Linked DNA regions of Homo sapiens: all the other regions are linked to region 1. Evidence: chromatin contacts called from ENCODE Hi-C or POLR2A ChIA-PET data. All regions are on one chromosome and are shown on one strand. Each heading gives the region's core, a stretch centred on a gene start or an enhancer-like site at or near the end of the contact. The rest is flanking DNA. Distances are from core to core; before and after follow the strand shown.

Region 1 (2,995 bases), core at 336-2,835:
GGGAATGTAAATTAGTTCAGTAACCGCGGAAAGCAGTGTGGCGATTTCTCAAAGAACTTAAAACAGAATTACCATTCGACCCAACAATCCCAGTATTGGGTCTATACCCAAAAGAATATAAATCATTCTACCATAAAGATATATGTACATGTATGTTCACTGCAGCACTATTCACAATCGTAAAGACATGGCATCAACCTAAATGCCCATCACCAGTAGACTGAAGAAAATACGGTACATATACACCATGGACTACTATGCAGCCATAAAAAAGAAAGAGATCATGTCCTTTGTAGCAACATGGATGGAGCTGGAGGCCTTTATCCTAAGTGAACTAATGCGGAAGAGAAAACCAAATACTGCATGTTCTGACTTGTAAGTGGGAGCTAAACATTGAGAACACATGGACACAAAGAAGAGAACAACAGACACTGGGACCTACTTGAGGCTAGAGGGTGGGAGGAGGGAGAGGATCAGAAAAAATACCTGTCAAGTACTATGCTTACTATCTGGGTGACAAAATAATTTGTACAACAAACCCACATGACAAGCAATTTATCTATAAAACAAACCTGTGCATGTATCCCGAACCTAAAATAAAAGTAAAAAAAAAAAAAAAAGCAGTTTACCATCTATGAAGGGTGTGGCAGATATGCAATGTTAATAATAGCTGACATTTAGAGAGTCCTTCTTACATGCAACTAACCACTTCGTAAATGTATTAACTCACAAACTCCCCACACCAACTCTGAGGAAAATACTATTATTTCCACAGAGCAGGAACTTCCACAGAGAGGTTAAAATAACTTGACTAAACCTGCCCAAATTCGTAAGCGGCAGCCAGAATCTAAACCTAGATAGTCCGGTCCCGGAGATAGGTTTTTAACCACAAAGGCATTTTCTAAAATTGTGAAAGTACAGAAGCACAGGAAAGAGACATTTTGGCCAGATAAGGGTTAAGGGAAGGCTTCATGGATGAAGTGGCATTCGCTCTGGGTCTTGAAGGTCAGCAGATGGAGAGGGCTCCTGGGGAGGAAGGACTCTAACGGGGAAGGAACAGCCTGACGAAGAGGAACTTTGGGTACCAGCCAGCTGACGACAGCAAGATCTGGTCCGGTGCGCGCGGGAGGAAGCTGGGAAGGGACGTCGCGCCCAGATCCCGAGGTCCTTGAGGACCAGGCCCTCTCTGCAAGGAATCGGGGAGGAAAATCTCAAACTATTAATAGAAGAGCGGCAAAAAGGAATTCGTGCGCACCCCTCTCTGTTGGAAGGACCTTCCCTGCCAGAGACCAAGGCTGGCAGGACAGGTATACTTCCCTCAGGGGGAAACAGCCGACAAAGGTGGTCAAGGTCGCCCGCGCAGGCTCCGGAGCTGCACGTCCTGGACGAACACTCCCGTCCCGAGCACAGACGCTGGGTATTTGGCTGCCAGCCCGGGCCCGCCAGGCCGGGCCTGGCACCGCCAACACCTGCTCGGCGGGAACAGGAAGACCTGTGTTCGGGAACTCCCTCCGGCCACCTCCCCGTATCCTCCTGGCCCTCGAAGGTCGAAAGGTGGCCTCTCAGGGACACCCGCCGCTCGCTCGGCTCCTCCCCTCAGCCGGGAGACCCAAGGAATAACAGCCTCTGCGATAGGAGCACGCTCTACCAATCAACCGTAGTCTTCGCCCACGCCTCAGCCGGAGGAAATTGCATTGGTTGCATCATTCTCGGCAGCCGATAAATTGTTTTCTTGGATTGGCTAATAGCGTTCCTTCTCCCCTGTGCCTTCGTCGTCAGAAGCTGGCGATTGGTTAATCGCGTTGCCAAGCTTTGGACGCGGCTCGACCATTGGAGGCCGCGGGCCCGCCCCCGCCGGCTAGGTGAAGGTGAGTGTCTCCTCCAGTCGCAACGGCCAGACCTGACCTGCCAGCTCCGGGCGTGGGGTGAAATCTCTTGATTCCTAGTCTCTCGATATGGCACCTCCGTCAGTCTTTGCCGAGGTTCCGCAGGCCCAGCCTGTCCTGGTCTTCAAGCTCACTGCCGACTTCAGGGAGGATCCGGACCCCCGCAAGGTCAACCTGGGAGTGGGAGGTAAGGATGTAGTGCTCTGGAGTGTGAGCAGCTCGGGGAGTGGAGCGGACCCAACCCAGGTCGTGGAGACTGTGGGAGAAGCCGAGGCCCAGTGTGGCGCTGCCTGAAGAGGGCGGCGCCGGAGAGGAGGCTGGATCCACGAAGGCTTCCTAAAACCTGCCCATTTTACAGATGCAGGTGTGGAGTCCCTGGAAAGGGGCGATGTGTCCGAGGCCGCACAAACCAGGTGTAGCAGCCAAGACACAAACTCAGTCTTTCCGATTCCCCATTCTGCCTTCTTTATACTGCATCCTCCTAAGAAATGAGGCTGCCGGAGCTTGTAGAGAGAGGTAGAAAAATAGGAAGCCTGATAGGCTTAGGGTTCTGGTTGCTAGGAAATGGGTAAAGGAGAACTTTTAACGCTAGAAAGCTCTGTTCTGAGTCGGTAAATATTTGAGTGACCACCGAGTATCAATCAGCCACCTTATTAAGCTTTGTAGGGGGAGACTGAGGCTTGATTTTGCCCTTAAGGATTTAAAAATCTGCTGGTGTTACACAATGCTTTGAGACAGGTTAATGCTGCCCCCGGGGGGTCTGGGGAGATGGTTCTGGCCGTCACAGATGTGGTAGGAATGGGTAGAGATGGTGGAAAGGAGTGGAGAGAAGTATGGATGGTAGAAGCTTACTTTCCACACATCCTATCTTCATTTCTTGATTCAAGTGATTCTCTTCTGTACCTTGGACAGCTCAGAGCATGGGCCTCAGTTTCCCCATCTGCCAAGAAGATTTATATTGGAGTGCCTCTCAAATTTTTTACCCCTAACCCTCTCTGATGAATTTGTTATTCTTCTCACTATCATTTGGATGTTTGAAGCCCCACAGACACTTATTTTCTCCATTTGGATTTTGCCACGTGCAAAGACCAGCCAGAGAGATGAAAATG
Region 2 (2,995 bases), core at 246-2,745, 4.7 Mb before region 1:
TAATGTCAATAAATCACCAGAAATAAAGTCCTTCCATTTCTATGCTAGACACCACTAGATGGCTTTCTGTCTCCACATCTAAAGAAGGCATCACAAAATGACTTTAATTTCTGGAAGCTCCATTTGTTTTATTTCCTTTTTACTTCAGCAAGATCAACACCTTTCCAAAAGTGTTGAGAAGTTTATCCCAGTAATCAAGGAACATTTGTTCAGTAACAAGCACATGCCTGATAGTACTCCAGGTGCTTCAGAATTACAGAGTAAGGAAAAGACCTAGACTCTGCCACTAAAGACCTTCATAATAATATTGCACAGATGCAAACTTTCTCCATCTGGAGTATTGTAATAACCTAATCTGAAACTAACTGAAATGAATTCATTCAAGAGGAAAATATGGAAGGGGGCTGGTGGGTGTCATATATGTCACCTTAGAAGAAAAACAAAATTATTTAATAAAATGTCTACTTATTTATGCTACACATTATGTTAATTAACAACCTTCCGTAGAATTTAAACCACCACTGCCACAATACTTAGAAACACATAATGGATCCACTGGAAGAACAAAGATTTTCATACTTGTTTTCGGGAACTATTTGTATAGGGAGATGATGGATTCGCAGAGGCCTGAGGAGTGCTAGGTAAAACCACAGCTGAGTCTGACGGACTTTCCATCTTGAAAGTGAAATCTTGGTTTTTCTCTAAAAAAGAAAAATTATAAAATAATCGAATTAACCACACCTCTCTATAGTCGACTTTTATCAAATAATATATTGTATTGGTGTACAAAGCATCCACAAGTAAGCCAGATATTTCTTCTAATTTCACTTTGTAATTCATTCTTGCTCTTTTTGCAGTTTTCCATTTACCTTCCCACATAGGGACCACTAAGTTTTTCATGATACATCAACCAGCTAGTATCTCATAGTCACAAGACTCTCCTTGTTTTCGTTTCATCCACCAAAATATATTCAAATTCTGCCTTGGAAGTAGGGAAGAATAACAGCTTTAGATAATCAGGAATTCTTTATTATGACAGCTTCATAATTCAAGAAGCTATAGCCGAAACCTTGACTCAAAAACAATAGGACCTGAATGTCACCCATCCTGAACTCTACAAGCTGTGACTAGAACCCGTTACCCTGCCGGCCCGAGGCATAAGAAACACAGCGGAGACGCATTTAAGCCCGTCTGTAGCCTTTTAGTTTAAGCGGCCAACAGGGACTGAAAAGGAGAGTGGACTGAAATTGCTTCCTCCGACAAAGGCATTAACTTTTGAGGGGTAAACTAGGGGCGGGAGTCGTCCCCTCCTTCCCCCCGTTGCAGAAAGCCCACTAGTTCCCCGGAGACCCCAGGCATAAGGTGAGGTTGAGTTCCCCAGACCCGGAAAGGGAGCTCAACTCGACTCCACAGCCGACTCCCGGGGAAGCCCAGGTGTCAGGGATCCCCCCTTCCCCTCAGCAGGGTACCTCCCTCCGCCATTCCCAGCGAGAGCAAAAAAGCGCGCGCACCTGCGGCCGTAAATCGATCCTGTGGCAGGGGCGGGGCCGTGCGGTAGGCGGAAAAGATGCGCAATTGGCCAGATTGCCTGACGCGCGAGGCGCCGCTTCACTCAGCGACTCAGAGCGGTGGGACTGCGCGCGCGCCTCCGCCAGCGGGTGGTTGGGGCGGGGCTTGGCCCACACGATGGGAGGCCCAGACGCATGATTGGCAGAATTAACCGGTGCGCGCGGCTCTCCCCGCCCAGCGCCCGAGAGCAGCGTGAGTGCGCGCGCGCGCGGCCGCGATCCGCAGCAGGTCTTCGGGGCGGGCGAGGCTGAGCTTCGGAATGTTAAACCAATCCTGAGGGGGGCGCGCTTCCGTTCGCGGCTTCTGTTGCCTTATTTTCAACCGCCTTCCCTTCAGGCTTCCTTGTTTTTGTGCGTCTGTGAAGTGCGCCTGAAAGTGCCTCTCCCCACCCCCGCCAGCCCGCCGCCTCCATTCTCTGGCTCCAGTCAGTCTCCTCTCCCTGCTAGTCACAGTGAAGGCTTTACTCAGACGTGGGGCGGCCAGAAGCCGCACGGCTGGCTGCATGTTAGATTTACAGCTTGTGGACTCCCCAGAGGCAGAGACCACAAAAGAACAGCGTTGGTTGGGTTCCAGCCTATTCCAGCGTGGTGGTTCCAGAGACCACAAAAGAACAGCGTTGGGTTCCAGCGTTGGGGTCCACATTTCAAACATGTTAGAAATCTATCCGAGAGTCCCGGCACTTTAGCTGAGCTCATCGCTAGCTTTTTTGGCTGCCGCAAACTCGGCGGTCCCGTCGCGAGGTTTTTTGTTGTTGTTGTAAACAAAAAACCGTTTCTGTACCTCAGTATGCAGGCTCCTTAGCGTGACCTCAAATCTTTTACTCAAATCTGAGGGAAAATGTAGCCCAAGGAAATTTGTTGTGGCGCAACACAGGAAGCAGAACAATCACTACATGAGATTGTGTCGGTCCAAAATTCACGTTTGAGACCGACAGGGCCCTTGCTGGCTACCGGGCAGCAGCATCCTCAGTCGAGAAAATCCCCCCCCCGCGCCCCGCTTCCAGTATGGCGAGGTTCTGTTGCTACGCGACGACAAAGTTAGCTACATTGGGTGGAGCACTGGGTTTAGTGAAAGAGTTGAGTAACTTCTGAGTCACGTGGAAGTTGGGAATTTCCAGGGGCCAGTGTTTTCAGTCCTCTTATTGAATGGCCATTTTAAACATTGATATCGTCTCTTTACTATTAATAACATCTGACAGTAGTGGCTTAGAAGTGGCCAAAAGGGAGTTACCTGAGTCTTAAGCAGTCAGGTATAATAATTACAGAACCTGAGGACTACCTAAGGGAATGATTAGGGGCGTACACGTTACAGTCAAATTGTCTAGGTTCAAATCCTGGCACCATACTTTATGTGCTTCTTAATGAGGTGATTCTGTGCCTCAGTTTCTTCACCTCTTAATATGGGATTGGAGAATTAAATGAGAACT
Region 3 (2,995 bases), core at 359-2,858, 3.9 Mb after region 1:
TATTACTTTATAGCCCAGAGAGAGCTGTCTTACACAGATTGTGGAGTAAATAAATAGGAGAGCCGGGGAAGTGTTCTTTGAAAAGCTGCAGGATGAGGTGCAGATAGGGGAAGGCCGTGGGCTGGGGGCTCCCTAGGTTGAGTAGTTCCCCAGTGTTTTCTCATTTATAGAGTAAGCTTCCAGATGGCTAGGACTCTTCTTTTTTTTTTTAATACACAGCAGAGGACACCAGGTGGTCACCAAAGACTTGTCACCGTTCCCTGACATCTAAGAATCTTTGCTGATGAGTTTCCGATCAGTCTGTGCAGTTATCAAGGCCAGTCTTTACCCTGCCACCCACAGCCTGTTCACTGAGAATGTGCTCTGGCTGAAGATGCTTGCAAGGGCAGCTGACAAAAATCAGTTGTGCTCAGCCCAAAGGGCGAGTGTCTTATCTTCAGGGATGTGGGAAGCTGGGCATGGAGGGAGCAAGTTCCAGACCAGTACTTGCTGGCTCTGCGACCTTGGGCCAGCAGATTCCCCACTCTGATCCCTGTCTCTGTTTCCTTTTCTGTAACTCTGAGGGGGACTAGAGGAGGTCAGGAGAATGGCATAGCACAGTGGTTAGCTCTGAACCCCATCTAACACGGTGCCTTCCCCCCACTTGCAATGACCTTGTTGCATTGTATGCACTCTACTTTTCACATTGTAGAGGATCTTATTTATTTACTTGTCTCCACTAAAATGGAAGCTTCCTAAGGGAAAAGGCCTTGCCTGTCTTGTTCTCTGCAGTTAACACTGGGGTCCAGCACTGCCACAGAGCCTCTAAATATATGTGTGTTGCATGAGTGAAATCTCAGAGCCTGGGTTCAAATCCTGGTTGCACCACTTGCTGTGTGACCTCGGACAAGCCACTTAAACTACACCTCAGTTTTCCTGCATAAAAATAGTAATTATTTTCAGTTTTCTCACTAGAAAAATATGGATTAGTAATCGTTCCTCTCTTATCAGGCTAAGAGGATCAAATGAGGAAATATCCGGGAAGCATTAAGCACACTGGCTGGTACAGAGCACACGAATGACAACAGCAAACGTTTATGTAGCACGACGGCCAGGAACTGATCAAAATGCATCACCTATGTTAACTATGTTAATCTTCACTAGATTTTACGAAGTCGGACTATTATGCCATTTTACAGATGGGTAAACTGAGGCCCAGGAGTTAAATAACTTATCACTGTTATTTTACGTCTAAGGTTCCTTCCAAGCTCCCCGTGGGCGACCCTTCCGAAGGACCAGAAGGCGCGCCAGGCCAGCGTCCGGCCCGGCCAGGACGGAAAGGGTTACTAGGCCCGCGCGCCCGTTACCGGCGGAGGCCGGCGGGCTCACAATGCCAGGAGCCGGGCGCCGGACACTTCTTCGCCTCCCATCCGCGCACACGCCCCTTCCTGTCACGGCTGGGCCCGGCCCCGCCCCCGGCACCGCCCGCTGGCCGGGCGCTGCCAGAGTGGACGGTTCCAGAGGCATGCTAATGAGGGGGCGGGCACCGCAGCCCATTGGTTGTCCGCGGAGTGTCGGTGAAGTCAGCGCTGAGTCCCAGAAAAACAGAGCGGGGCCAGCTGCAGCGTGTAGTGCGAGTGGGGCGGACGCGCGCAGCCCGCCCGCCCGGCGACCAGCAAGGTAAGCCCGCGCTCGCCCGCCCGGCCGCGCTTGCCCGCTCGGCGGCGGCAGCGCCGGGGGTGTGCGCGGCTCGGCCCCCGCGGGCGGCGCCTTTGTTCCGCGCTCGGAGGAGGCGCATTTAAAGGGCCAGCTGTTGGAGGGACTTGGGGGACCCCCTCCCCCAGAGCATCCCCCCATGGGCACAGGGAAAGCGGTGGTCCCTCGCGGCCGAACCGTCCATCCTGCCTGCTCGGCGAATCCCCAGTCTTTCAAGGAAAGTTCCCCAGGGTGCGGAGGATCTGGGGGCTTCCAGGGTTGGGGGTTTTTAAATTTCCTTTTTTGGTGGGTGTGGGGTAGTACGATCATGGCCTCTGCTAGGAGAGAATGTCCGCCCGTCTCAGGGTGGCTGCAATTTGGGTGGGTGGAGGAGACATCAAAGCCCGAATGGGTTTGTGCTGTAAAGTGAAACTACCGAGGAGGGGCACCTCTGCAGCAGCCAGAGGAAGGCGGAGGGAGCGAGCGGCGGGATGGAGGCATCTCAGGTGTGTTCATTCATCAGCATCCCCTGGAGAGGGCGGCGGGAGGGGCGCAAGGACGACGCGGTTGGCCGGACCCGCCTGAATGAACGGGGACTAGTATGCGCCGGGGACACGGCGCCTGCCCGTGCCGCCCGTGCCCCTTCTTCTCCCCGAGTGGCTGACAGCATCTTGCTAGGCAGCTCATCACCGACATGGACAGCAAGCAACTCCTTTCTCCGAATTCCCCGGGCATCCCCTGCTACCACCTCGCTGCTTTCCGATGTGGCTTCCTTGATACGTGGTAGCGCCATTCAAGATAGAGGGGAAAGAGGCTTGAAGTCATTATGTTTCCTTCATGGGGGAATGTGCTGTCGAATTCTGCATCCCCATGCATCCGCTGTCGTAAGATGGCTTTGAAATTCACCAGTGCATGCTTTCTCCAGGCAGACAAGAATTTATTACGCTATTACATTGCTACGTAAAAGCAGAAGGGATCCCACTGAGCATGGCTCGTTTTGTTCAGTCCTCGGTTTTTCCCAGCATGTTCTGGGCGAGCCTTTGGATTTTTGTTTTAAACACTGAGCGTTGGGATGCCCCTGTTGTCACAGGGCCGACCTGCTGAAATTGCTGGAATTGGTTTCATCGTCAATAGGAGGGAGGTTCATCTAGAGACATCATGGAACCTATCTGGCGTGTCAGGCCTCTGACTCCATCTCTCCCCTCAACACCCCCCCCCCCGCCCAGCCCCCCGCGCCCTTTTTTCCTCTTAAGTGGAGGCGGGGGATGGATTGGCTGTCTTCACTCTCCTTGTGTTTTGAGCTCCTCTGCTTAGATTCAAT

What was found. Hi-C counts contacts between places; a loop is a spot of excess contacts on that map. ChIA-PET counts read pairs that join two places held with the same protein, here RNA polymerase II (POLR2A). Pooled maps may share reads with other maps.
Region 2: a map of B cell shows a loop between it and region 1 (27-fold over the local background). The contact joins the promoter of SFR1 here to the promoter of GOT1-DT in region 1. A Hi-C loop is called at or near these places in 1 of 168 maps with a recorded cell type or tissue (B cell) and 4 of 50 pooled maps. POLR2A ChIA-PET finds 5 or more read pairs at or near these places in 1 of 52 experiments (activated T-cell).
Region 3: a pooled map shows a loop between it and region 1 (7-fold over the local background). The contact joins the promoter of SORBS1 here to the promoter of GOT1-DT in region 1. A Hi-C loop is called at or near these places in 5 of 50 pooled maps.

What each region holds. Positions count from the first base shown.
Region 1 is chr10:99,429,526-99,432,520 of GRCh38, reverse strand. It overlaps GOT1-DT (GOT1 divergent transcript), which reads right to left and starts at 1,585. Exons shown (of 5, transcript NR_183993.1): 1 at 1,256-1,585. It overlaps GOT1 (glutamic-oxaloacetic transaminase 1), which reads left to right and starts at 1,897. Exons shown (of 9, transcript NM_002079.3): 1 at 1,897-2,073. The coding sequence starts at 1,956. RefSeq lists enhancers at 1,317-1,746, 1,927-1,976, 1,997-2,056.
Region 2 is chr10:104,120,671-104,123,665 of GRCh38, reverse strand. SFR1 (SWI5 dependent homologous recombination repair protein 1) reads right to left here and starts at 1,495. Exons shown (of 4, transcript NM_001002759.2): 1 at 1,470-1,495; 2 at 580-701. The coding sequence starts at 1,482. RefSeq lists a silencer at 1,500-1,729 and enhancers at 1,970-2,019, 1,414-2,077, 2,650-2,749, 2,233-2,995.
Region 3 is chr10:95,559,984-95,562,978 of GRCh38, reverse strand. SORBS1 (sorbin and SH3 domain containing 1) reads left to right here and starts at 1,608. Exons shown (of 33, transcript NM_001034954.3): 1 at 1,608-1,659. RefSeq lists silencers at 1,259-1,628, 1,669-1,778 and an enhancer at 1,263-2,025.